7 separate regions of the Homo sapiens genome follow, and all the other regions are linked to region 6. Evidence: chromatin loops called from intact Hi-C (ENCODE). Cell type or tissue: mammary epithelial cell. All regions are shown on one strand.

Region 1 (4,000 bases), 1.5 Mb before region 6:
TGGACATTTTAGCCGGGCGTTAGTCACTCCACTGCGCGCAGGTGCACTTCTGTGCAATGATGGCTATGGCCTCCATCCAGAGGTGGCAGAAGTCTGCGCAGAGCAGGTGACGCAGGCCTCAGAGGGGACCCAGGGACCAGGTGGGGGCAGAACCAGATCCAGCCAGCTGCGTCTCTGCCCGAGCGATAATTTTTAGGAGGGGGCATTGTGGCAACAAGTGGATTCTATGCATACAATACAGATAACGCTTTTTCAGAAAGCATTAAATAGCAACATTTTCTGGGCAGACAGCCTTCCACCAAGTAGGGAAGTCATACTCAGCTTTTAAAATGGAAAACAGCTATTGCATAATTATCATTTTAATCAGAGAATTCAGGGGAAATGGAAGAATCCAATTCACATCGATAGCCTTAGAATAGGCTAGGTCATCTCTTTCCCGGATTGTTCAATGAGACTGATTTCAAGACATGGGCCAGCCGGGCATTCCTCCCGGTACCCTGCTGCAACCTGCTCACCCTGTCTGGGTTCACTGGTGTCCTGGCAACAGCGTGGGTGCCGGGGCAGGCATCTGGAGATGGAGTCGGCAGAGAGCATGGCTCTGGGCTCCGCAGACCCGGCAGGAGCCCCGGCTGCAGAGAAGGAGATGTGGGGGAAAAAGCCTGTGCTAGTCTGGAAGTGGAGTCTGGAGCTTAGATTAGAAAGTGTGTTGACAGAAGGAATTCCCCACCGCAGTCCCGTTCCTGGCTGACAGTTCTCCCAGCAGCAGGATCTGTGGGAGCGGGACTCCAGTGCACTCGGGTCCTCGGTGTCTGTCCTTCCAGGGGTATCCAGGTCTCAGAGCACAGGTGCACACGGGTACAGTGGCTCTGTGACACAAGAGGAGGGTCACTCACAGTGGTCCCACGCACGGCGCCGACCACACAGACCCCAGAGGACACGTGGTGCTCTGGGCCTGTGACCAGCACAGCAGTTGGAGCAGGTGTGTGTCTGAGCTGGAGCTGGGCGGCCCTGCCCTGTGGCAGCGGGAATAAGAGGAGACAAGGGGCGGGCAGGTAATCACCGAGGAGCTCTTCCCAAGAACAGAGACGTTGCTGTTAGAATACAAAGCTGGTCCAGGAAGGGCACAGAGGGAATCGCGTCTCTGCTTGGCCACCCTGCCATCCCTTTGTCCCTCTCTTACACAAACATCGTCCATCCCCCCGGGTGCTTCAGACTGGACCTGGTGCCCAGGGCCCCTGACCACAAACCCTAAACACACCCGGGGCTCCTCCAGCGCCGAGTCCCCCACGCTTCCTCACCCCGCTCAACACACATCTTCAGTCTTGCACTTTTCTCTCTCTTTTTTTTTTTTTTTAAATTTTAGATGAAGGGAAAATGGTTTCACTCTATAAACCACTTCTTGTTTAGGGATATGTCAAAAACACAGTTAAAATTCATTCTCTTCTTTACAGTGAAAATTCCAGAACAGATGGAACACATCTTTTCCCACTTCAGAGCGCGAGGGGGGACGAGGAGAAGCATCCTCTGTGTCTCAGGAAGCTGCGTCATTAGTTCGGGGTCAGGATAAAGGGGAAGGATGAACGCATTTGTGTGTCAGGCTGCAGGGCACCCGCACGTGGAGAGAGTCTGCAGGCCCTCAGTCAATCACACCGATGTGAAAGCGAGGATGGAAGGGGAGGGAAATTACATTTACCTGTGTCCTGGCTGCAGCCACGATGGGTGCTGGGGAAAGTCAGGAGGACTCGGGATGAGAAAGAGGCAGTAACTCCCGGTGTGTTCTGTCTGGGGGACCCAAGAATGTCTGCACCATCACTTCTCGGTTCTCGCTGGATGTAGCGTGGGGCTCACTGGGGTCACACACCCTACGGGATTTTGAAGTTTCAAAGACCTCTGGGTTTTATTTGTCTCCTGACCTGCCCGTGTTCATCCAGGTGTTAATCTGCCACCATGCCCTGCCTTGCAGCGCAGGGAAGACCGCAAGGCCGCAGCACCCTACGCCCCGGACGACCCGCCGCACAGGTGTGAGGCCATCGCACCGCGAGGGAACGGTCACTAGGTGTCGCCGTCTTCCTCGGAATGGAAGCCACGTTTCTCCTGCACCGTTGAAATGGACTGGAACAAAATTTTCTAGACTTCAAGGAAACCATCCTTTCTAATAACAATGAGATGGTAATTAGTAGGGGAAGTGGCATAAAATTATTTCACCATTTAGTGAAACCATGATTCTAAACTACAGAAAAAACTGTCTTTTTTAAAGCTCATTCAGCCGGGTGCAAACCGCCTTGCTGGCGGGCGGCACCTGAAGGTGACCTGGCCTTGTCCCCCCCTCCATCCCCCCAGTTTCCTCTCTGTGGTGAACGTGGTTGGGGTTCACGTCTCACCCCCCATGCAGACCCCAGCAGATCCTGAGGGCAGCGTGTGGACCATGTCCGAAGGGTCCAGAGGAAGATCCCACATGTGTAGAATACAGACCCATGGCCCCTGGGAGAGTGAAGGACACGCAGATGATTGGCAGCGGCCACTTCTCACACAAGCAACCCCTCTCTGTTTTACTGATGAGAAAACAGAGGCTTAGAGCGATTGTGTAACTTTCCCACAGCCAAGTTCAAACTCAAAGTGGGTTTCAAAATTTAGGTTTGTCCGGCTCCGAGACCCGTGTTCTCTGCAGGGCACTTAGAGGACTCCTGTGCTGACCTCTCAGGCAGCCTTCTACGAAGGGACGCGGAGAATAACAGGAAGGATTTCCATTTCCTTTTTCTAGGAAAAAAACAAAAGGCAAGAGGTAGGAATTCAGAGCTAGAGTCGCTTTACAATTCGGTTCCATTGTCGAGACGGAGAGATTCCACGACCATGACAGAAAGTGAGACTATTTAGGATTTGCCAAATAGGATGTTTTCTGAACCAATCAACATAGAACGGAAATGAGTTGGGACAAATGGCAGTGCAGTGAGAGGAAAGGTGAGTCTTCCAGCAGCCCTGCCTCCCTCATCCTGGGAGGAAACGTCCGCAGAAGCCGGGCTCCCCTGTGCCTTCCCCAGCCCTGCCTCCAGGAAGCTCTCTGAGCATTTCCTACAGACCCTGCCCCATGCTCTTCTCCTGCCGGTTTTCTCCACGTGGTTTTCTCCATGTGCAGAAACGATGATTCGGGTCTGGCACAGTGGTTCATGCCTGTAATCCCAGCACTTTGGGAGGCCAAGGCAGGTGGATCACCTGAGGTCGAGAGTTCGAGACCAGCCTGACCAACATGGAGAAACCCGTCTCTACTAAAAATACAAAATTAGCCGGGCGTGGTGGTGCATGCCTGTAATCCCAGCTACTTGGGAGGCTTGAGGCAGGAGAATCGCTTGAACCCGGGAGGCAGAGGTTGTGGTGAGCTGAGATGGCACCACTGCACTCCAGCCTGAATAACAAGAGAGAAACTCTGTCTCAAGAAAAAAAAGATGATTCGGAGCTGCCTGGAACATGGAACAGCCCAGCGAGTCGCTGGCTGCAGTTCTCAGACCCAGGCTCTGCCGATCTCATCCCAGGCTGGAAGAGTTGCCACCAAGGCGTGTGGGTGCCATTTGCTGCAAAAGTTCTTATGGAGAACCATGACACATAACCGTGCCAGCTTCTCATGCCGGGAGACCGCAGCGCCTCTCCACACAAGTGGGGCCTTCCTTCTGCACTTTTATTCTGCAGTTGGGCTCCCGCTCCAGGGGGCTCCGTGTTTCTAAGAACCACAGCCCAGCATCATTAAAGAAGGCATTATTTTGTGTTTAGTAGAGCACTAAATTGGTGAAATATAGTTGTGATTCTGGTAGTGAATATCCCTGTTGCCACGGTAACGATATTATGTCATGGGAGGCTGTCTCGAGTGCTCCTGGGAGCAGCCAGGTCTCCGTGAGCTCCTGTTTACTCTAAAGACTCCGGCAGCCCACATGTGTGCACGCTGAATAAAATCGTGCTGCGGGACCACAGTGCGGGGAGGCACCGACTCTGTCATTCTGTCAACGCACCG
Region 2 (4,000 bases), 1.6 Mb before region 6:
CCTGGGGTCATCGGCTGAGTCCCTCTCCGGCTTCTCCTTCCTGACTGTGAATTGCTGTGTGGCCACGCTTGGGTGTGTCTCTCTCCATTCTCTGTTGCTCGTGGCAGCTGTCGCTTTGGAGTCATGATTCCAGTTGGAACTGAGAAGCAAATACTGCCCACCTGGCCATGGACACTGGCTGCCCGTTCAGAAGCTGTCCAGCCACCAGCAGCTGCCCTCTGAACGACTGCCTTCTAGAATGTCTAGTTTGCCAAACATCAATTTGTTAAAATTACAGGTTTATTGTTTCTTTGAAACCAACTTACCCCACATCAGGCCACAAACTGAATATGTAATTCCAGGGTACTGAGCCTGGCTGGTGTTGACGCTGCTTCACTTTCTTGTTTTCTTTTTTCTTTTCTTTTTCTTTTTCTTTTTTTTTTTTTTGAGATGGAGTCTCACTCTGTCACCCAGGCTGGAGTGCAGTGGCACGATCTCAGCTCACTGCAGCCTCTGCCTCCCAGGGTTCAAGCAATTCTCATGCCTCAGCCTCCCAAGTAGCTGGGACTACAGGCGCCCGCCACCACATTCGGCCAAGTTTTGTATTTTTAGCAGAGATGGGGTTTCACCATGTTGGCCAGGGTGGTCTTGAACTCCTGACCTCAGGTGATCCGCCCATCTCGGTCTCCCAAAGTGCTGGGATTACTGGTGTGAACCACTGCGCCCGGCCAACATTTCACTTTCTAAAGCCACATTTTTAAGGTACGCAGCCCACGCTTCATGCCGGGCCTGGGAGGGGGTTCCTGGTTGTAAACCTGTCTCTGACCTCCCAGCTGGCTCAGAGATGTCCCCAACCCAGAGTCCAGAGGACAGCCCACTTTGGGGAGGAAGCTCGCTTGGGGTCCTGGGTGTAAAGCCAGCCAAAGCAACACCACATTTCTGGCCTTGGCTGGAAAAGGGCAGCTGAGAGCATCACCCCTGTCTGCCGGCCACGGTCTTCTCTCTCCTCTCAGAAACGGGTCTTGGATCTCTTCAGATCGTGTGTCCATCAGGCTAGACTGGGAACCAGTTTTCAGTTGTAGCCTTTCTAAAGAGGCGTCACTATTGTTTCTGTTTCTATTTCAGCTTTCTATCACGTTCCCTCAGTCCAGGGAGACCTGGGCATGGAATTCCCATCTCAGCTCGGCCTCTGCCGTGGTCTGCAACTTGCTGGCGGTCTCCCAAGAGTCATCCCAGCAAACGTGGGGGCTCTTTTGTCCTGTTATGTGAATGGCCACCACGGGGAACATTCCCGCCCACTGGGGCCTGTGGGGGCTGTGTTCACCCCGGGGTGGGGAGGGGGGTCTGGCCCTGCAGGTGGGTCCTCAGGCCCCAGGCAGGGGTGTCCTTGGATGAGCTGTCCTGCTGGGGGGCCATGCAGAGCTGCCGAGGAGAAGGAACAGGCAATGAGGCCGAGGCCAGGGGCGTCCCCTCGCTTCCTTCCAAGGCTTCCTTCCGGGACCTCTCATCTTGGAGGCTGCTTTTTCTTTTGGTTCATTTCATCTGGATTTTACCAAGGAGAAAAATGCACTGGGGGAAGCAAGGAGTTACAGGCCGAGGGCTGAGTGGTTTGCTTTAGTCCTGCACACCCCAGACACCCCGGCCGCTTTCCCAGCAGTCCAGGAATTAATTCCAGGAATGCTCTGCGTCCCAGCCTCCTGCAGCGGGACTCTCTGTCCGCTGCTTCCAGCCGAAGGCCACCGGAGGGCAGCAGAGGCCTGGCTGAACCGGGCCGGGCGCTGCCGAGACTCTGGGAACGTCTCCCACTCAGTCTCCCTCGTTCTACAGCTGGTAGCAGGCAGGTGCTGCTGGTTCCTTCCATCAGGAGGGAGTGACCGCTGACCATTGCGTTACCACATGGAGCAGCGAAAGGAGACGTCCCCATCAGGTCTTCCAGCAACGGCAGCTCAGAATTTTCACTGGGATCTCTCAAAAATGCATTCATTTAAGGGATAGCTGTCTGTTTGTGGATTTCTTAGGGTTGAGTCATTACACGAGGCTTATCAGGGACAGGGATCAGTGCTTCGGTGTCACTGGTGAAAAGAAGCTCATAAAACAACTTTCGGGATTAGCTCATTCGCCAGTGATTGCGACTGTGGCAAACCACACTGCCCCCAGCACGGCGGGTGTCAATTATGTGACACAGACTCTAAAACGAGGTGATGTTAAAGAGGCTTCATAAAATTGTCTTGTATACAACTCCCAGAATATTACTTAGGAATATAGTTCCACTGAGTGCAAATGCAGTCAATATTTATTTGAAAATGTGAAAATCTAGCCAATTGGATATATGCAGGTGATTGAGATAATTCAAACTTTAATGTCTTTTTGAATATTGCATTCTCTTGTTTATTCTTTGGCATTTAAACCAGTCTGAAGCTCAGCTGATTCTCATGATTTAGGATTGGAATGCCCAGTGTTTCAGGTGAATCGTGTTTAGGGCTAATTTGGGCTCTGAGAAGGGCCCATTCGTTACTTAAGAAGTGCTTGGTTGTCTTAGCCAGCTCGGGCCGTGACAAAATACCGAAGACTGAGTGACTTCAGCAGCAAACAGGGATTCCTCACAGTTCTGGAGACTGAAGTCTAAGGTCAAGGCACCGGCAGATTCACTTGCTGATGAGGGCCTTTTCCTGGTTGAGAGAGGGCACCTTCTCACTGTATCCTCACATGGGGGTGGGGGAGAGAGAGAGAGGAGAGACAGAGAGAGGAGAGGGAGAGAGAGAGAGCTCTGCCCCCTTCCTCTTCTTTTTACAGCGCTGGTCCCATCGTGGGGCCCCAAGTCATAGCTTCATCCAACCCTCATTGTCTCCCCAAGTTCCTGCCTCTAAATACTGCCATATGAGGGGCTTGGGCTTTGACATGAATTTTTGGGGTGAACACAAGCATTCAATGCATGCCCAAGGGGACACTGGTGGTCATGTGATGGCCGAATTGTGTCTCCCAGGAAATCCTACATGGAAGCCCCAACCCCTGGGACCTCAGATTATGACTGTATTTGGAGATAGGGTCTTTAAAGAGGTAATTAATGTAAAATGAGGCCATCAGGGTAGTCTCTAAACCACAGGGTTGATGTCCTGATAAGAGGAGGAGATTCGGATGCAGGTGCACACAGAGGGACGACCCTGTGAGGACACAGGGAGAAGACGCCGTCTGCAAGCCATGGAGAGGACTCAGGATGAACTGGCCCTGCCCACACCATCATCTCAGACTTGCAGCCTCTAGGACTGTGAGAAATACCTTGCTGGGAGTTAAACCCCCAGTCTGTGGTGCTTTGTGGCGACAGCCCTCGTGCACAGAGACACCAGGCTGGGGAAGCGTGGCTCAGCCTTGAAGAAGCAGCAGAGAGATCACACAGATGGAGACAGATGTGGGGAAGGGATCCAGCCACTGGCCTCAGCTTTTCTGCACCCCCTTAGCTCCTGCTGACCTGGAGGTCTCTCCCAGCCTGGGTTTAGTTTTAGTAGAAATCGGGGCAGCTTTCTCACACATTCAGGCAGAACAAACACAGAACAGACGGTCACGTGCACGGATGTCATGGGGCAAACTGAAGCACAAACACACACGGGCCTCACCTGCCCAGCGCAGCCCCAGGGTCCCCAGTCTGGTTAGGGTCCCTGGCTGGTTAGGGTCCCTAGCTGCTTAGGGTCTCCTCCACTGTCAGGGCAGGTGAGGCCCATTTGTGTGTCTGGGCCGGGACCAGAGTGAGAATTCAGGTTGTGGTGTCAGCAGGCGAACAGGGAGGTGAGGAGGGCAGCTTGCAGGGACCAGCAGGTAAGGCAGAAGAGGAACTTCAGACACAGAGAAGTAAATGAGGAAGCAAATCGCAGCACACAGAGGCATCTGCGGGGCTCGTTTCTGGAAGGCTGAGGATGGAGGAGTATGTGTGTGGTCTCAACCATGCGTCAGGAAACCCACTGAGTCAAAGCTGCTCGCCCTGGCTCAGGTGCTGCTGGCTGCTCCTGGCTGCCTTACAGCCTTCTAA
Region 3 (4,000 bases), 520 kb before region 6:
ATGAAAAATAAAATTTGTCATTTAACACATTTGTCGGGAATTTATCTTTTAGTTGATTAAACTGTTAACTAAAGTGTCAGAATTATTTATTGCAATATCTACCTCTAAAAAGTGTGTGCTTGTGTATCAATTAATAAATGGTTCACAATAAATGAGTTTATAAAAATGGTGACAGTGTATTTGGTTAAGACTTCAAAGGGTTTTAAGCAGTAGAAAACTGCATGTTAGAATCAACAATTTGTGATTGTTCTTATCTACAATTTGTCTTATTATCTGGGTTTACTTTTTTCTTAAAATTTACTGATTCATTCTTCAGCTTTCACATTAAATTATTTGAATTAATTTTATGTATATGCTTACAAACTTTTGGGTGATATTTTAAAAATATCCCATCAATAGATAATTCATCCCTGTCATGTGGATTAACCTCCAGGCATCTCTGTAACAAGAGTCAAGGATTTCTACTGCACATGGTTTAGAGTCTTCGGTTACTCACTTGTTTTTTAGTTCCCTGGGGTGGCTCTACTTGTTTCCTGGGGCTACATGTGTTTCAAGCAGTCAGCCAAAAAAGAAAAAAAATCAAAGTTTGAGTGTCATCTGTAACGATATATCTATGAACATGGGTATGGAGAAGAGCACCACCATTTTTGTTGTTGCTTCCAGAGTCAACAGAAAACCTCACCATCACTTTATCACACTAATTCGGCAATCGAAAACTCTTCCTCAGCATGTGAAATTGTTGCATCAGCTAAGTCATTTTGCGGCTAAATTAAAAGCAGACTGTAGATAGACTCTTCCATGTTGACAATTTCAAAAAGAATTCATATCTTTACATTTTAATAGTCTGAGTTTTTAACATTATGACTGAACGTAACAGCAGGAGAGCCAATAAGGTATGATGGCATGGAGGAGGAATTCAGGAGTCGGCCCTGGGAAGCACAGATGGATTGAAGTCAGGCTGATCCACACTGAAACAACAATCATCCAGCACTTGCCTTAGGAATAACAGGAAATTATTATGATGCAGAAAAGTATTATTCCTAAAGATGATGCCTTTACAATAGCTAATCTGTTAAAGGATATTGCAGATGGTGTCATTTGCCTAAACTTCACAAATAGAAATACATTTCAACCTATTTTTAGAGAGTAATTCATTGTATTATTATAATGCTAAAATTTAACTGGCATTGAAATGGAGCTAAGCTACTGAATAAAATGTGAGATTCTACAAGACACACACACACACCCTACAAACACACACATGCACACATATGTCTTCTTGAAGTAAGAGTTTAAAGGTCAAAACACGCTTTCAAAATTCTGAGGTCAAACATATTTCTGGAGTCAAAACATACTTTTAAAACTGTGCTATGATATTGAAACAAATTGTTTCACAGGCGTCAAAGCAGGAACAACCATTCTGATATTCGAACAATAAGTTTATGGCAGCCAAAACTTTGGAGCAGAAAGACCAAATTATTGGATTTCACTTACTCTTTGCCCTCAAAAAGCCACAAGCATGAAAAAAAAGCAATGGAAATGTCTCCTGGTGCTATGAAAAGGGAGGCGTCTTGCTCATTTTAGGGCATTAAAAAAAAATCTTTCCACCGTTTTTATTTTTCTATTTTCCTGCATCTTCGACATCATCAAAGCATGTTCTCTGTTTCTGTCATTTTGAGACAAGCACTAACTGTACTGTCTTCTGTAGTCTGGCAGAGATAATGTATCTGGGTTTCCTTAGTGATATTTTAAACACATTTTTTTTCTGTCCTCCCATACAGAGCGCATACTTTTGGTGGAATTCCTGTTGTGTGGGAGACCAGCTTAGTTCCATTCACACACTCACACTCCCAGATGTGGCCCCATGGGTTTATTCCTGTCTCGCTGTTTCAACAGTCAGACGTTTGTTCTTCAGGCTGCTTGCTCCAGTATCCTCGTCAGACAACCGCAGGGAGCCTTTGTGCATTTATTTATTTATTTGCTTGGTATGCTTCAGTGTTTTGGGGGCTTTTCTTCCCACTGAGTAAGTTAAAACTCTGCAAAAGTTTGCCTCCAGAAAAAGGGAGCCAAACTGCCCCTTGATTACTTGAATTGTGTAAATGAGGGATGGCAGGTGTTGGGGCAGGGAAGGTGGCAGAGAAAGAAGTGGAAATCATTTGGAATCCAGGATTATCACTTATTGTGCCCCTGTATTGAAAAATTACAAAATGAAACTGAAAGGTTGGGCAACAGAAAGAGGATTATGTTTATTTTCACTACCACTAAACTTTGCCACTACAGGTTGGTTTAATTAACCCGTGAGATGAAGTGCTGAACTCTCTGAAAAGATAAATGCTTTCAGAGGTGCCTCAGACACGAGAAACACAATAATATTTATATTTCTTTTTGACTGAGGAAGGTCACTGTGGTGACAGTTTCAGGAGGACACCTGTATTATTCTCTTTTGTCAACAGGACTTGTAATATGAACAAAACATGCAGTCACTTCCCACCAGGATGTGTCCTTCTGGACATCAGCATACGTGCAAGATGACAATTTCAGGCAAGAATTTTTTCCTCTAATCTATGATTTAATCAGTTGGGTGTCTGGGAGTGGGTTAGAGAACATTTCTGAAGTTAAAGCTTGAATGTTTTTCATGTGGCTGGAGGTGAGGGCAGGCGTCCAGGAGACTCAGGCAGCAGCTGCATAGCTCAGTGCCTAAGTGATCTCTGCTCTTAGGAGGATCAATTGAAAGCTTAGGGGAAATAGGGCTCCCAGGAAGATGGGTGCTTAAAAATGAATACTGTAAATGTTACTCAGCATACAATTGAGGGAAAGCCATCACTCACAGGAAGTGAGCACAATTCTTTATTATCTGGGCCCTGTCACTAATGAAACATTCAGTGTAGAAGAAATCAGTCCCCTTTGAGTTTAGGCTTGTCATGATGGCTCTGGGTTTCCTTCATTCACAGCAATCACACTTAAAATGTTTACAGTCTGAAGACCTGAAAAACATGTCCACACCCTTGAATTCGTTGTAGTTACACATGAGGTCAATGTTATCCATCTTCATTTATCAAATAAAGAAATTGAAAATATAGTCTGTCAGAAAATAATTCCAATTCAGATCTTCAAGAGTTCACGTTTTATTGTCCTATTGTACTAGAGCTATTTTTGTAAAACATACATCTTTAAGCTTTCAGACAGAATCGTGAAAACGTAAACTTATCACACACAACAGCATAATATGCAATGCAGTGCAGTCTAGGATATACGCATTAGTGTCAATTTTTAATTAAAAAATGCTGAATTTTGTTTAAAAAGTTTTTTTTTTTCCTGGATCTGGAAAAGGAAATGCTTTTCTGGAGTAAAACACAGAGGATAAGGTAGAATTCTTACCTGAAGTGCCTGTAGGAGATTCCAACGTGAATGCATTTCACACGCTTTTACAAGCTACTTTCTTCTCCTTTCTTTTTTCAATCATCTTAGCAGTCATTGTTTATTTTCTGGAGATGAGTAGTTTTTATTTATACTAGAAAGCCCATAGTTTTTACATAGGTTGCCTTTCATTCTTGGTAAGACACTGAGAAAAGGAGAAAAAGAAAACTTTAGAGATAGAGCAATGGTATAATTGATTGAATGTTACGTGAACTGTCAAGATCAGAACTTTCTCATACTATCTTAGGAATAAAAATATGTTCTGGTTAGTAATCCTCACCAAGTTTGGAAGGTTAGAGGTGACTCAGCCTCCATGAATGTGGTCTGGTCTTATTTTAAGAAGGGCTTCTGAGTCATGTGGAGTTGTGTCAAACTATGTGTTATGTTATGTTATTTTAAAAAGACAGCTTGGAGAGAGGAAATTGAACTATCTTTTTTTTTTTCCAAAAAACTCTGCCCTTTAATAGAAGAAAAGGGCAAGTTATTTCCCACAAATCTCACTCTATGTAATGTAGCCTAGAATGTATTTTTACCACAGATATATTCTTAAAGTAGTTTGGCATGACCTTACTTAGAGTATTTT
Region 4 (4,000 bases), 250 kb before region 6:
TAGTTGAAGAAATTGAAACGCAGAGACAAAATATTCTGTACAAGATCACAGAGCCGAGAATGTGGGAAGCACCGAACTAGGTGACTTTCAAACCTTTGAACTCAACATCACCTTCTCTCTCCAATAATCCAGAAAGGAATGCATGATTTAGCTTCCAAAACAGAGCTTCCAAAAATTAAACACACTATTTACTGAGAGTTGATAGGATTCTACAGAACAATAAATCTCTTAAAAAACATTAAAATGAATTGTAAAAACTACTAAATTTGCTCAGAGCTGTCACTTCATTTTATAATTACTGGGAAATATGATATCATGGATCGACAATGTCTGCCCGCAGGTGATTTGGCTTCAATCTAATGGAGTTGCAAGAGAAATGAATACTGGAAATTCAATTTCTGCTTCTTTGGTGGAGAGGTTTAGTTGTTTCTCTGCCTTGAGTCCCACACTGTGACATCATTCTAATAGAAATAGAAGAACGGCTGGCCAAATTTAGGACATGCATGAACTTTGTGATTTCATACATTTGAAATACATTCAAATCTTTAGAAGTCCGTTTGTGAACTATAAAATAAAAGAACATTACTTCCCTTTTCCAAGAAAAGTGCCTCCCAATGTCTTCTTGGACGTGATATTTCCTCCACAAAATCAGGCTTCAATGAGCTAAGTGTGAGTAAATTAGAAACATATGTACCAAATGGTCTCTGTTATAAACTCCTTTATTAAGGAAACACTCAAATGCTCTAACAATGAACAGGACAATCTGAAGATTTCGGTACACATTAAACCTGCTTAAAAACTCCTAATTCAACACCTTTATGGGAGTATAACTTAACTAGAGTGCACCAATTCTAACGCTTAGTACTCAAGTCATTAGCTCTTCTTAAAACCAAGTCTAAATGCAATTTAAGATAAAATACTCCTTTGTAGCAGTCCCTCCAAGCAGCAAAGTCACCTCAGAAGGAGACAATAAATATATAAATACAAACCAACACAAAAAGCAAAATTCAAAGAAGGAAAAAAATCATACTTTTGATCTGGGCATTTCCATTCAAGCTTTTCTGAAAGGTGAAAGAGGTGGGATAGTTTTTCTATTAGAAATGGCTATCAGAATTTTTCATGTTTGTCTTAGAGAAACTGAAATTGATTTATGTTTAATAAATAGCACGCAACACAATGCAAATACAGAAAAAATCTACAACACATTGTATGTAAATATCAACACGTTGTCAACTCCTCAATACATCTCCCAAGGAATTTGCACTCTGACTTATTTTCATGTTATTGGGAACGGATTACAATTGTTTTCCCGTGCATTTGAGAATGCTTGTGATCCCAGAAGATATACGTTAGAATCTTTACTTTGAGAAGATTTGGAATGACAATAGCTGTCATTCTCTCTTACTTTTAAGTATAGTTTTATGCATGATCTATAGATCTTAAAAAAATTCAAGAAGTTTTAAAATCCATAATTTATGTCTCAATTCTTACTCTATATATTCTTATATCAGCAGCCCTGGTATACCATAACATCTTTGACAAACCCTGGGTTCTGTTCACCTTATAAGGCATCTTCTCCAATGGAATGCAGCCAGCCCTGTGTATTTCATCAACCTTCAAAGATCAGTTCTGTTTCAGTGCAGGATGACTGTGTTTTGGCAAGAAGCAACGAAGTCTTGAGTGTGTGGAGGATTTAAAAATCAATCTAATCTTTCATAACAGCACCAATGGCCCTTTTAGTTTTAATGTCCCCAAATAATAAAGGATGGTTGTTGAACTGGATATAGCAGGCTTAGCAGATTGTTTTTCTAATTGGTGTTTTTTTCATCTTAACTTCAACCTTGGCATTTTCCTTCTGGATTTGAACACAGCATTTCCTCAAGTGGGCGCCAGAGGAACTTGAGAACCCCAGCCTTTGTGCACGGCTGTGCAACCTGGACTTTGTCGAGACAGGAGTGCATTACCATGACATTTAAGGAGGAGAACAAGCTGCTCTGAATTGTGTCAATCTCACTTGTGATCTATTTTTGAACAATGTACTAGAAAGATATTCCCGTTCACACAGAACTAGTGATTTACCCTCTGGTGGATTCTACCCCTCCAGCTACTTGGCGATAAATAAAGCCAGAGTGGAGAGAGAGTGTAAATAAAAATTAACTGTACCCAATTGGCTCCCCAATGCTTTCATTTATGCATGCTTGTTTGATGAGGTACTTTTCTATTTTTTTTTTTTTTTTGAGATGGAGTCTCACTCTGTCTCCCAGGCTGGAGTGCAGTGGTGCAATCTCGGCTCACTGCAAGCTCCGCCTCCCGGGTTCACGCCATTCTCCTGCCTCGGCCTCCCGAGTAGCTGGGACTACAGGCACCCGCCACCACGCCTGGCTAATTTTTTGTATTTTTTAATAGAGACGGAGTTTCACCGTGTTAGCCAGGATGGTCTCGGTCTCTTGACCTCGTGATCCACCCGCCTCGGCCTCCCAAAGTGCTGGGATTACAGGCGTGAGCCACCGCGCCTGACCTTGATGAGGTACTTTTCAAGTCTTCTTAATTGCCATATAAAATAAGGCCTCTGGTAATCAAAAGCCCTAAAAAAAATGTTGGGGGGGGGTTGTCCACCTTGGTTGGGGAGGGTTGTCCACCTTGGTTGGAGGGGGTTGTCCACCTTGGTTGTGGGGGGGTTGTCCACCTTGGTTGTGGGGGTTGTCCACTTTGGTTGTCTTCAAATTTTCCTTGTTGGTTTTTCACTTTCCAACTTCATTGCCATTTCAGTAACTCCTGGGGGTATATGGCACCCCGCAAACCTGGCGCTGCCATGGCCGGACAGAGAATCCAGGAGCTCTGATCCTCCCACCAATACCTACTGTGGTGTGGAAACTCTCCTGTCTCTTTTACTGAGCCAAGATAATGTTAGACAGCCTTCAAAGAAGTGCTTTAACAATTAAGAGAGCGAAAGAAATATATGTATAGAAAGAGAAAGAAACAGAGACAGACAAGCAGATACACACACACACAGAGGGAAAGAGAGAAAGCTGGAGGGGAGAGAATAGATAGGAAGAAATATAGAGAGATATATAAAGAGACAGAGAAATGGAGAGAGACAGATACATACAGAGAGAGATAGCAAGAGGGAATAGAAAGGGAGAAATGGAGAGAGAGGAATAGAGAGACAGAAAAATAGAGAGCAACAGATAGGGAGAGAAAAGCAAAATAGAACAGCAGTGCAGTAACACAGTATAAATTCCTAAAACAGTGTGTAGCCACACATTTATTTGGTCATCACTATGTACTGGTTTTTGGACGTCTGTCTCTTTATTCCCTTTGTCCTGAGTGGCTTGCTGTGGACATAGTCTCTATCTGGTTCTTGGGCTAGTGGTACTCTCTCTCAGGGAAACAGTGGCTCCACCCCTCGGCTCTACGTGAGTCTAGGGACTTCGGGCCTGGAAGTTGGAGACCTTCCTTCGTTTCACAAAATCTGCACCACATCAGGTTTCTCCTGCCACTAAAAGCAGAAAACAGCTCTTCCTTTTTCTGCGTCCGTGGGCGGTAACTGGCTGCCCTTTCAGTTCCCGTTTCCCGTCTAGGACGTCCTAATTTTGAACAGAACAAACAGCACTTGCAACACCCAACCCATCAGGAAATCCCGTTGTCTCTGCCTTTGGAAGATCCAGAACCTCATGGATTGTTACCATTTCCCAGCTACTCACCATTGCAGCTGGAAACACCGTCCTCTGTCACTGGATTCCCACGCGCACCCGCCAGCTCCCCTGCTCCAGAGCCTGGCTCCTTCCGCAGCAGCGAGAGGGTCCCCACGCAAGCCAGCCTCAGGTGCTCACTTCAGCAGCACATCTGCTAAAACTGGAACATACAGAGAAGAGGAACCTGGCCCCTGTGTAAACATGACATGGAAATTCATGGGACATTCCATATTTTTATGAATATACTAAAAGCCGCTGAATTGTAGGCATTGAAAATAATACATTTTATGGCATGTGAATTATAT
Region 5 (4,000 bases), 420 kb before region 6:
GCGATTCCACCCCGTACCCACTAGGGTGGCTATAGTAACTATTTTTTTTTTAATGAACATAACAAGTATTGCTGGAAATGAGGAAAAACTGGAACCCTCACACATTGCTGGTGGGAAAGGACTATGGTGAAACCACTGTATCCACTGTGAAAAAACGGTTGTTGGTTTCTCAGAAAGCTAAAGGTAGAATTACCCTATGACGAAGCAATTCCACCCCAAGGTATATACCCCCCAAAACTGAAAACAGGTGTTCAAACAAAAGCTTGTGTATGAATAATCATAGCGACATTATTCATAATAGCCAAAAGGTAGAAATAAACCAAATACCCATCCACGATTGAATGGATAAACCCAACATGGTCCACCCATACAATGGAATATGATTTAGGCATAAAAAGGAGAAAAACACTAACATGCGCTCCCACATGGATGAACTTGGAAAACGTCATGCTAAGTAAACAAAGCCACACACCATCTGACTCCATTTAGATAAAATCGCGGGAATAGGCAAATCCACACAGACAGAAAGCAAATTGAGAGTTGCTAGAGTCTGCAGAGAGGAGAGAATGGGGAGTGACAGCTTAATGTGTGTGGGGTTTCCTTCCGGAGGGATGAAAACATTCAGGAACCAGAGAGTGATGACATTGGTGCGGCACTGTGCTTGTACTACATGGCTCTGAGTTGTTCAAATTAAATGGTTAAGATGGTAAATTTTTGTATGAATTTTAATAAAGTATTAGTTGGTTGCTTTTTAAAATTGCTTGACCATTTATGTCTTTATAAAGTAAGGAATATGTTTCTTTTAATAGGGCTCAAAAACTAAAGATTCTGAAACAGTCTCTAGATAACCTTGTAACTGCTGCTTAGACTACGAGGTAGTAATCTGACAAATTTCTAAATTACATATGACTTTTAAATTGTTTTTAAAAAATTATTGTATAGTTGGTAAGCTCCTATTTGGAAACAAGGGAATAATGAATTCTTAAAAGAGCAAGATTCTAGAGATTTTCTGTGAGAATCAGAGGATAAAACACTTTTATTAGAGTCAATGAAGCCATGTGCCCCTAAATATTTTATTTTCAAATTTAAAGTGTATGATTGATTGTCCAAGCTGATAATCAGCACCAACCCTCTCTTGTTTTCCTCGTGTATAATTTATATCCTATTATTTTGAAGAAAGACCCAAGGCAACTGTGCTATCCACATGTGTACATTGAGCCGCAGTCTTCCAGCTGTGCAGTTTCCGGAGCATTAAAAGAGTTATTCTCTCTTAAAACACAGGCTCACATGCCTGAAGTCCCACTCTTAGAAAATGATTTGATTTCTCCTTTCATCCAGGATCCTCTGATAAAGTGCCACTAATGACTCCTGGAGACAGCAGAGCAATGGGGCCCAGGCCAACTGCGTCTTCAGAGTCTGCACTTGTGACAGAAGGGGGCATCTATGTGGAAACCTCAGCATCTTCTCAGTGCATCTATTCCACAGCTGATCTGGGCCAGCTTGAGATTCCCTCTCTCACAGCACCCTCCACCCACCTCACGGAGGAGGCAAAACTATCTCTCAACTTTCAGTGTGAGAGTCTGAAAATGGGGAAGCTTTAAGAAAGACAGGTTTTTTTTTTGTCTGTTTGTTTGTCTGTTTTGTTTTTTCCTTAAAGCCCAAGGCTACCATGTTTATTTCTGGCTTTGGGTTTCTTTCTTGAAAAAAACCCTTTGATAGAAAGCACACCTTGAGTGACCTGCGCACCTCTCCTTTGACACAGATCCATTTTGTTTGGGGAAGTTGCATGGGAGGCAGAGTTGAAGCTGCTGCAGAGGTTTGTATTTCAACAGATCATTCCAGCTATCCACGCTCAGCGCCAGGGAATATGGAGACTATAACATAGTATGTGGCTGACGCAAGTTGCCTACATAACTCAGACGAGAGCTCCACACCCTGGGGCTGTGCCTCGCCACTTCTGTGGAAAACATTCTTCAGAGCTCTTTGGAACAGGATGACTCACATCAGGGGGTATTTTTAGGAATCTGTGAACTTGCATTTAGCTTAGAGATGCAAGATCCATCCAGAGGAGCTCTGAGCCATTACACACGGGCTGTTTTGAATGTTGTAATTCAACCACGGTTTCTTGGTCTACGATTGAATCATCCTCCAGTTAAGCATCAGAAGAAAACAGAAAAAGACTGTTGCTACAGCAGGGCATTTGATAACATGCTAAGGAAATCAGTGCCGGCAGCGGCCCCATGTATATTTTTACAGAAGAGCACCTGCTTGTTCCCAGCTCATCTTGCAATACTTGCTTAAATTTTGCAAATTCACTCCTAGAAATTTGTTGGATTGCATTAAAATATCAACACTGAAATTAGAGGCAGGTGTAGTCAAATGCATTAAAATGCCACTCTAAGCAAGGTCAGCTATACATAGTGCTCATTTATTTGCAGCTTACCTTTCAAACCACTGGAGAGAGGGGCAAATTGGAACAGCAGGTGCGGCCTGTGGAAGCTTTAAGCAGCATGAGACAGTTTCCCCCTGGAAGGTTGGGACCTCCCAGATACGTGTGTGTATATTTGTGTGTGTTATGTATGCATGTGTGTTGTATGTGTTTAAGTGTGTGTGGTTTTTTAATTTTTGTTTGTATGTATGTGCATTTGTTGTGTGTGTGTGTTTGTATGTGTGTAGTTTAGTTACTAAATAATCAGTTCCAGGTAAGAACAAATCAGTCCATCCATCAACCAATGAACAGATGAGTTGTAGGCAGACCTTTCAATGCTGAGAAATAGAATCTTTGTTTCAGTGTCAGGATAAGGAAATTCTGCTGTCAAATGTCCAGAGAATAAGGGTTAGCATTATTTGGGCTTGGAGGCAAGAATTTCTCATCTTCCAGTAATGATCAAAACCTGAACAAATCTAATAATATGTAAATGTCCAAAAAAAGAAAGAAAGGAAGAAGGAAGGGAGGAAGGAAGAAAGAAAGGAAGGAAGGAAGGAAGGCAGTGAGGGAGGGAGGGGCAAAAATGGTGAAGTTTATGAATTAAAGGAAAAAGGAAAGATTTTAGTCAACTTAAATATCGTATTTCTTTCACAGCTGAAGTTTTCTTCGTACATGTTTACGTTTTTTTTTTTCTTCCCTGCCTGATATTTTGATTATTTTTGCTGCTGGTTTGCCAGTATGTAAAATTTTCTCACTGACTGTCCCTTGCCAGAACATGGAAGTCTGTGTTGATTGTTACACTACCTGGGTTGACCAGGGTTTAACGTAAATTCATGAACTTAACAGTGGATTCTTCTCCAAGTGGAGCTGTGATGACTAAGAGCACTCCCAGTTGACTTCCATTTCACAAACTTTCCCCCTTTCACTTCAGTATTATTAAAACAGATGGTGCCTTTCCAGTCCAGCAGGGAACTACAAAAACCAATTTTAGAGAGTAAATTGGAAAGTTGATGTTTCCTTTTAAACAAACAAAGGAGAGCTGAACTACCTCAGCCAAGAAAGAAAACCAGATCTCAAATGTTAACCTAAATTCAAACTACTATAAAGCAGTCTTTTGCTGAAAAACAAAGCACAGAACATTACATGGGACCCTTCAGTGAAAACTTTGATCATAGTTTTCATGTTTCTGTCAGGGTGAAAAGAAGAAATAGCAGTCTCTTTTGACAGTATTTTTGGTCTGGCCAAAAATAAGGACGTATCAGATAATCCATGCAAAATGTTGTTTTGATGTAATTTCCAGTCATCTTTCCAGACTCAAAAATATTTGGCTAAGAAGCAGCTGGAGGCTAGAGCCAGAGTTGAGTCTCACATGGTCATTTGTTAAGAACTGTTCATTAGTAAAGTGAATTCTCCAAACATAATTTTGATGTTCAAGTTACAGTCAGATGCTCACATGTAAATGCAAACAGTATAAGAATAAAATAAACTTTAAGAATATTTACTCTTAATTTTCATAGGTGTTATTATTATTATTTTTTGAGATGGAGTTTTGCTCTTGTCACCCAGGCTGGA
Region 6 (4,000 bases):
ATATGTCACAATCTGTAGATTTGAAAATCTGTCAACTCTTCAGCAAGGGTAGGTAGTTACTAAGACAACAAAGTGATAATTAGTAAGTCATCATTAGTAGGCAACATTTTGAAATAATTATTACTAGGTTTAACAGATTTTAAATGTTTTCCTGGTTCATGCTATGAAAGTCATTAATGTTTTTTTTTTTACATGTTCAAGCTTCTAATCATTAAAAAAATAAAAGCTAGTTTAAACATTGGACAAAAGAAAACACGAGCTATGCAAAATGGGTTAAATATCATTAGAAAGATAAATTTGGGGGGCATAAATTCCACCTTTTAAATAATAAAGGATTGTTTTCAAGAGAAGATTTTTGCCAGCGTTTTGTCCAAGACATTTTCTAATGAGGTAAACATCAGGGAAGTCATGTCCTCTAATTGTTAATTTCCAGTTCAAGTAGGCATTCCAAATAAAATTTATTTTACAAATTTTCTCATAATGTGGTCAAATATGCTTTACAGTTATTTATGCAGAGACCTCAAAATACAATCAGAGAGGTTTTGCTGCTTCCTTTACTTGGAGTGAGATGATAAAATCACCAAATGCTAAATGTCAGAAGGCTCCCAGGGAACATCTGATGTGGTCATTTGCTTTGATGAGTAAACCAAGGCCTGGACACTTAGCTTTTGTTAAAGGTCCTTCTACTTAAGAGTAGCATATGCTGAAAACTGGGAGACCATTTTTTTGTCTTCTAATGGTAATAACAATAATAATAACCAGTTATTTCAGCCAGGCAATCGGCAAAATGTTTTATCTGAATTTATGCATTTCATCTTACTTCTAAAGCAATATCGCCACAGATTGCCTTTTGTCAAAATGAAACTCAGTTAAATGGTTGCATTGATCTTAGCAATTTGATTTCCACATACTTTCAAAAGAAAACCATATTTTATTTAATAAAATAATATTTTTTAATTCCATAAAATAATTTTTTTTTCTAATCAGACATTGGATTGTAATTTTGCTTACCTTGTATTCTCTGATTATGATATATTAAAAGTTATTCCACTGTTAAACTACCATCATCTTTTCATTAGCTAATAGAAAGCATTACCCATTAATAAAACAAATATGGATAGACCTGGTAGGACATTTTGGTTTTCAGAAATTTATCTTTTCTTACCTGTGCAACAAAAGCTTCTAATTTCTTTTCTTTTCAGCATAAATGATCATGCATGGTTCTTCAGACTGGGTTCAAGCCATTTAGCAACATCATCAAGAAGAAATAATGTTAATTACCAAAAATGAATAAATTTTTGAGAGTCCACGGCTGCATAATAATTCTCTGTAGCTTTCAATTATCAGGTGAGGTGATTATTTTTGATGAATCAAGCATTTTTATGAACTGAAGCTTTCAGCACTCTTCTTTGACTACAGTGCAATACTGCAGGCTATTGTCAACACCTATTTTTTGAAAAGTAGCATACATTCCCGTTGGCATTCTGGCAACAGAATAGAAGCTTGGGCTCCTTAAATCATCCCCATTAATATGCTATTGTTGACTGTATAAGAAATATTTTCCTAGTACAAAGCAAATGTGTAAAAAAAAATCTCTCTCTCTCTCTCTCTTTCTCCCCCTGCCCCCACCTTCTCTCTCTCTCTCAGAAATAGCCAGAAGCTAGACAGGAAGCATTTGGCAAAATGACACGTTAGTTTGCAGCTGGAAACAGAGAGGACAGGAGAGCATGTTCTCCCAGAAAATGCCTCTTTTCTAAAACTATGAATGTTCTTACAATAGAAGAGTCTCCACAGATAAACATCTGCTGAAAAATCTTAACTTGGATGATCAAATGCCATCCGCCACCCCATCAAATTTTGATTATTGGGCTAGAAATCGTATTTGCTGAGGGATAATGTTGCTGAATCAATGAGCGATGGGTTCTGTCATATGACCAAGACTCATCACGACCCTCCTTAGCTGGTGGTTGAAGTTTAAACTTAAGAACTTGAGTTTCCTCAGCTGTTAAACAGAAGGCTTGGACCAGAGAGTTCTAAAGTCTCTTTTAGTTCAAAAAGTCAGATATTATGTATAATTATTAAAAAATTATTACAGATTCTATGGTTATCGTTTTAAATGCTATTATCATTAAAGTCATAATTTTTTAGGAGTATTCAGAATTAATTAGCAAAGAAAGATGCCATTCTTGGTTATTTTCTGATAATGCTGAGGATTAAATAGGTTGTTGCACCATCTGCTGGTAGTCCTGAGGCTGTCTGATTAGGTGACAGCAATGTCCTTCCTGTTTTAATGGGATATTTCATTCCCCTCTCCTATTGCTCCAAAAAACCTTCCAAAATGTTTTCCCATCTCTATGTAAGGTAAATACAAATGCCAAGATCGTTATTATGATCTACAAATAATGTAAAATTGTGAGCTCTAATTCATATATTTTCATCATATTTTTCTTCAAAGAGGGACTGAGATATACATTTTTAAAGTAAGATGTCCAGATTGAATTGAATGATATAAATAAGTGGAGCATTTGCACGCTAACAATGTAGTATGCAAAATGGAATTCCTTTCCCATCACCAGATTCCCTCCAGGAAGCTAAAGGCTGCAAAGTAAAGTGGCTTCCATGGCTACAATACTCTAACTCTGCTTCTCTCCATAGGCACACTAACAGGGTCTTTCCTAAAATGACACTTGGTGACGCGTCATACATATGCATGGCTTCATCGTGCCAAGGAACAGGAAACAACGTGAGCAGTTTTGTGAAAGGGATAATTTGATTCAAAGTTATGTTGAATACAGCAATGTTAATGAACAAAGAACAAAGAAACTGTCTTCTTGTTAAAAAATGCACTTTTAGTAGAATTATCAAAGGAATAAATAAAAGAATTCTTCATTATTCAACACCTTTAAAGTTCCCCAAAACATGCCTTTTTCAACAACGCAGAGGTGCATTTGAAGATGTTCTGTGTTTCTAGATAGGGTGAATATTTGTCTCTTTTAGGATAAACAAAAAGGTAATATAGTTTCAGTGATTTTTATGGTTCTAGTATTGAAAAAGTTAACTGTATTCTTCCACCATGCTGCACATGAAACAGGCTTTTGTAGAGTCCTCTAGAAAGTCTATAGTTTAGGTGGCTGTGGAGGCTGCACAATTCCTGTCTCAGGCCATGTGAGCTGAGCACCCTGAAAGCAATGAAAGAACTGGGAAGACATCTTTCAATGCTGAAATCTGAAACCTGTCCTTGAATATGAGAATAATGGATTCCAAATTCTACAAAACATTATGGAATCATATTGCAATATTTGGAAGCAACCTCGCAGCTGCCCTCTGGAACTGCTGATAAACATGATGGTCATAAGCGTACACAACATGCAAAGCAAAAGTGATTGTGAATGGAATCCACATTTAGTTGAGCCCAGGAAGAACTGGCAATATGTTCTTGACTCAGTTTTGCCAAAAGAATCAGAGGATTCTCCTGGAATGCCAGCTTCACTGGTTGGAACTCTTCTGGAATCCAGGACAGTCTGTGATTTATTCACAACAAAGGTGAGGTCGGATATGCTCAGGATATGCAAACTTATTTTTGCATATGCCTGCAATACATAATCAGCATGAATAAGGTTGTACAATTTGGATAGCCGACAGCATAATTTGCTTTATGTCTTTCTTTATTCCCTCTGACCTCACCCTCTACTTAGGTGGGGGCTATGGAACTAAAGAAAGATCATAGAGAAATAGAGAAATTCATTAAGGGGCCCCTTAATGTTCAAGGGTTTTCCTTCCTAGGGCCACATTCCAGGATTCCTAAAGTCAACAAGAGACACTACTTCCATGCCAGAACACTCCAGTGAAACCCACGTTTTCATTTCTCTTTCTACAATGGAGTCAATGGGTTTGGATGTGTTCCTTTCTAGATTGCTTTTTGGCTTTCATAAATTGTATGAGAAGTTATTTAATTGACTTTGATATGGGGGAAAGCAGTAAATATTTAAATCTGATGAGG
Region 7 (4,000 bases), 230 kb before region 6:
TTCTGGATGCGCAATTTTAATATGGCATTTTTAAGTTATTCCATTCTAGCAATTTTATGTAGTATTTTCTTGATTAATTTATCTCCTTAATTACACAAACACACAAGTAGGGTTTTGGATACAATAGATCAAAACTTATTTTATTGCGTTCATATATTTTAACCATTTTTATTTTCTTTTTATTTTTATACTAATTCAGACAGTTTTTCTTAACTTTATCTTTTCACCCTTGTAATCAGTCGCCAATTCTGCTATTTTTATTTGAAACTCCCACAACATCTTTTATGTGCTATGATTTTTTCCTACTCTTGCTATCTTGTTTTTATTTGGTAAATGCAAAATCTCCTCTTAATCTTCTCGGCTGATCAATTATAGATTTGTTTACTCTTATGGTTCTCATGCAGCCCTGGATTTTATCTTTAAATTTTCTAGCTTCATTTCCAGTCCTGAAATCTGTCTGGCACCTTGAACCAAGGAGGCTGTGGTTTTTGCCTAGCACTATTTGTCCGCAGTTGTGGCTACAAAAATTGAGTAGAAGTGTCCTGGGAAGTCACAACTTTCATCTCTTCCTTCTTCCAAAATCATTTCTCAAGTTCCAAGAACTTAAGAAGTTGTCAAGTTCAATCTCCCTTCTCCTCCTTGCTTTAGGATATTTATTATACCTGGCCATCTACATAGGAGTGTGTGTGGGTGTGTTTGTGTGTGTGCATGTGTGTAACATGTGTGTATATATATATGTATCTAAATATAGATATAAAGGTGCTATCTATAGCATATTCAAATAAGTATTTTTACAGTGTATTTATTTTGTAATTGTTCACATTACTACTTCACGTTTCCACCATCACCAGAAGCCTGACATGCTTTTGAGAACAGATGATCCACACTTTTGGCTTGATTTTCTAGTCATCTTTGTGAAATGACATGGCAAATAAAGTTTAAAAACTCTCCACCAATTTGTGCTATCTATTCTTTGAAAGGATGAAAGTCAAGAAGGAAAAATGGGTTCTTATTGAATTCAAGCTTGCTCTTTGCCTGGAGTCATCTGCCAGAAAATAAATTAAGGCTAAATTAAGTAGTATTTAAAGGATAAATTGTTATCGAATATCAGTGAGAGGATTGAGCAGGTTAAAAGTCAGTTGATCCTTTCCCATAAAGATTGAAAGTATTTTCACCTTTTTTGTGTTTTGTGTCATGCTATCAGGGCTACGATGGGAGCACATGGTGTGTTTAATCCATTGATATGAGCGTTTGTCAGATGGAGATGTCAATGTTTTATGTTTACTGAGAAAATCAGGTTACAAAAATGCTTCCCAGAATGGATTTCACTAACATTATTCATCATATTACTCAAGTGTTCCCCTGGAAACGCTAGATATCTGTGTTTCATTTTCTTTTATGACCAGTCTTCCATTTTGTAGCAAAGAACTATTACAAATTGACATTTACTTGTATTTTGAGGATTTATAGAGAATGTATAATCCCCCAATAAAAGAAAATGAGCCACTTTCATGGTGTATTTTAGTCTGTTTTCCTAATGTTTGAATTTCAGACAATATTTTAAAGCTTGATGACTTTAAACTTTTTATCTTAACAAAAAAACATTTTTCATCGTTAAAAATAAAACCAGTTTAGTGTGTATATTTTCTTCTGGGCTAATCAGAGCCATAATTACTCAAAATAGTAGCATTACTAACAATTTATTTCTAATAAAATGTTTCAAAATAATAGTCATTTTTATTTTTATATTATTAAGTGAGTATCACAAAATTTTAAAAAGCTATTGGAGTTGTTTCAGCTGGCAACAAATCTATCATTTCTGATCTCAGCATTTCACCCCATGTGGCAACTGCATCGTTCCTGGCTGTAGTCCTAGGTTCATGTAATTTAAAACTTTATATTAATTTGCTAATCATCTGATGGTTTTTTTTAGTATTTCCCAATCATATATTTGAATTCTTTAAACTAAGATGTTCCTAGTTTATTTTAATGTGCATTTCTAATTCCTACTTTTACTTTTGTTTTTAATATTATTTTGTTTCAGATGTGTTTTTAATTTCTGGGTCCAACCTAAACATTAGAAACATCTAATCTATTTATTTTCACCCAATTTTTAAAAAGTTATACTCTCTTAAATCACTTCTATTTTCTTCTATTATTTTTTGAAATCATCAAATTTTAGAATCAGAGGTCATCTTCATGACCATAACAAATCAGGAAATATCATACATGTGACAACACATATGCGAAATCCAAGCCTCCAATCTGTTTCTTGGGCACTGCACATTTACAGTGTTATCAGCATATACATTTATCTTTTCAGAATGATGCCTCACGAAAATTTATTGCAGGCTATACAGAGATAGGTATTCTTTGGAATTCCATCATGCCATATTATATGCTGCAAAGAGTGAGGTAAATAAAATGTGGCTGAAGGGAAGTGGAACAAGCCCGTGCGTGCATGTCATTTCGGAGTAAATAATTCTACAGTCAAAAGCCCAGCCTGTCCACAGGCAAGTCCTGAGTTCACAGCCCAGGAAAGCAGTCTTACAAGGATTGCACCATCTGTTGCCTAAGAAAAGCTAGTGTTTTACTATTTGTTGGTTTGTTAATCAAAATTTTAATTCACGTATTCATTTTTTGTGTAAAAGAACAGATCGTAGGGTGGAGGGTCAAGGTAAGAAAGCAATATAGAAATGTGTATTAAAACTTCTAAAAAATGTTCTAGCAATGGAATATCTCTTTGACCTAAGAAATACAGATGGATCAATTAAACTGTCAAACTCTATGTTGCATGAAGAGAAATAAAAGAACAGCAACCATCAAGACTGTCTTGTAGGCTGAAAGAAAATTATGGCCAGATTAAACCCCACCACTGAGGTTTAGATTAATTTCTAGTTACCCTGGCAGGCCATGGCCCAGGGCAAACCTGAGTAAATTCCTACTCTGTGAACCACCTCTCAGGTTTTGTTCATGGAGAAGGCTACACTTAGCCTCTGATGCCAGTAGAATGGTATACGATTGATTTGACTTGTGTTTTGCCCATATCCTGATTTGTTATAGTCATTATGATGACCTCTAATGCTAAAATTCTAGGATTCTAAAACCAATTTTAAAAATAGAAGGGGGCTGGCCACGCTGGCTCAAGCCTGTAATCCCAGCATTTTGGGAGACCGAGTTTGCAGGATTGCTTAAGGCCAGGAGTTTAAGACCAGCCTGGACAACATAGTAAGACCTCATCTCTACCAATAAAATAAAATAGCCAGACATGGTGGCTCATGCCTGTAGTCAGTCCCAGCTTCTCTGAAGGCCGAGGTGGGAGAATCACTTGAACCCAAGGGTTCAAGGCTGTAGTGAGCTTTGATGGCAACACTGCATTCCAGTAGCCTGGGTGACAGAGACCCTGTATCTTAAAAAAAAAAAAAAAAGGATTCAAGGGAGTACGACTTTTAAAGAAATTGATGCAAGAAAATGAATTAGATATTTCTTGGCTAAATTGGACCTAGAAATTTGAAACATATCTCAAACTTGCTCTTACCTGCCAACTGTTAGGAAAAAATATATATATATATGAGTGAAACGGAGGGAGAAGATTACCCATGGTGAAGCATGCTACCAGGGGCTACAGATATTTTTAATCAATATTAGTGGTATCTTAGACAAAAAGTGTCTGTTGCCAAGCCATGTTAATTAATGATTTTTAAATAGCTATTATTCATCTTTCGTTGTCGCAATAGCATTTGGTTTATGTTGACCTATATTAAAACTTGGTCTCTGTGGTTGGAGTCCAAGTACCATAACATACCTCTATGTTTGTAGTGTCACTTGAGTTTTAGAAGTAGGTGGACATTGGCTGTTTCTGTATGTTTGAACCTAAAATCAGAATAAAGTGTGGGTATGCCTTGGATAGAGGTGTTGCCTATGCTCTTTTCCTCCTTATAGTGTATGTGATAAGGAAACATGACCCCAGCCTCAATTCCCAGGGTAGTCTCTGCATAGG

Evidence for each region. Peaks named below come from ENCODE experiments on the same cell type or tissue, not always from the same donor. Only the 100,000 strongest peaks of a DNase experiment are listed, where the experiment ranks them.
Region 1: it touches region 6 in a loop (11-fold over the local background); 71 of 110 quality-filtered maps call a loop at or near these places.
Region 2: a loop joins it to region 6, with 7 times the contacts of the local background. A loop is called at or near these places in 86 of 110 quality-filtered maps.
Region 3: it touches region 6 in a loop (7-fold over the local background); 14 of 110 quality-filtered maps call a loop at or near these places.
Region 4: a loop joins it to region 6, with 15 times the contacts of the local background. A loop is called at or near these places in 45 of 110 quality-filtered maps.
Region 5: it touches region 6 in a loop (9-fold over the local background); 14 of 110 quality-filtered maps call a loop at or near these places.
Region 7: it touches region 6 in a loop (5-fold over the local background); 5 of 110 quality-filtered maps call a loop at or near these places.

The regions. Positions count from the first base shown.
Region 1 is chr10:3,237,746-3,241,745 of GRCh38, forward strand. All of the region lies in intron 2 of LINC02668 (long intergenic non-protein coding RNA 2668), which reads right to left. Among named protein-coding and RNA genes, the nearest start is that of LINC02668, 18 kb to the right of the region's middle. In mammary epithelial cell, a CTCF peak has its summit at 2,052 (motif pointing right); no DNase peak of the experiment used is centred here.
Region 2 is chr10:3,195,815-3,199,814 of GRCh38, forward strand. No RefSeq gene overlaps it. Among named protein-coding and RNA genes, the nearest start is that of PITRM1, 25 kb to the left of the region's middle. In mammary epithelial cell, a CTCF peak has its summit at 1,720 (motif pointing right); a DNase peak (open chromatin) is centred at 1,797; H3K4me3 peaks cover 258 bases; H3K27me3 peaks cover 471 bases.
Region 3 is chr10:4,240,126-4,244,125 of GRCh38, forward strand. It overlaps LINC00702 (long intergenic non-protein coding RNA 702), which reads right to left and starts at 3,787. Exons shown (of 3, transcript NR_108040.1): 1 at 3,698-3,787; 2 at 3,379-3,562. In mammary epithelial cell, no CTCF peak of the experiment used is centred here; DNase peaks (open chromatin) are centred at 1,856, 2,656 and 3,726; H3K4me3 peaks cover 1,831 bases; H3K27ac peaks cover 3,543 bases.
Region 4 is chr10:4,511,127-4,515,126 of GRCh38, forward strand. It overlaps the pseudogene RNU6-163P. Among named protein-coding and RNA genes, the nearest start is that of LINC00703, 130 kb to the left of the region's middle. RefSeq lists an enhancer at 3,445-3,494. In mammary epithelial cell, a CTCF peak has its summit at 1,886; a DNase peak (open chromatin) is centred at 1,915.
Region 5 is chr10:4,342,714-4,346,713 of GRCh38, forward strand. No RefSeq gene overlaps it. Among named protein-coding and RNA genes, the nearest start is that of LINC00703, 40 kb to the right of the region's middle. RefSeq lists an enhancer at 1,366-2,565. In mammary epithelial cell, no CTCF peak of the experiment used is centred here; a DNase peak (open chromatin) is centred at 1,988; H3K27ac peaks cover 2,625 bases.
Region 6 is chr10:4,765,005-4,769,004 of GRCh38, forward strand. It overlaps LOC105376375 (a long non-coding RNA gene), which reads right to left and starts at 1,489. Exons shown (of 3, transcript XR_930599.2): 1 at 1,166-1,489. In mammary epithelial cell, a CTCF peak has its summit at 2,237 (motif pointing left); a DNase peak (open chromatin) is centred at 637; H3K4me3 peaks cover 152 bases; H3K27ac peaks cover 3,334 bases.
Region 7 is chr10:4,531,325-4,535,324 of GRCh38, forward strand. No RefSeq gene overlaps it. Among named protein-coding and RNA genes, the nearest start is that of LINC00705, 120 kb to the right of the region's middle. In mammary epithelial cell, no CTCF peak of the experiment used is centred here; a DNase peak (open chromatin) is centred at 2,477; H3K27ac peaks cover 2,492 bases.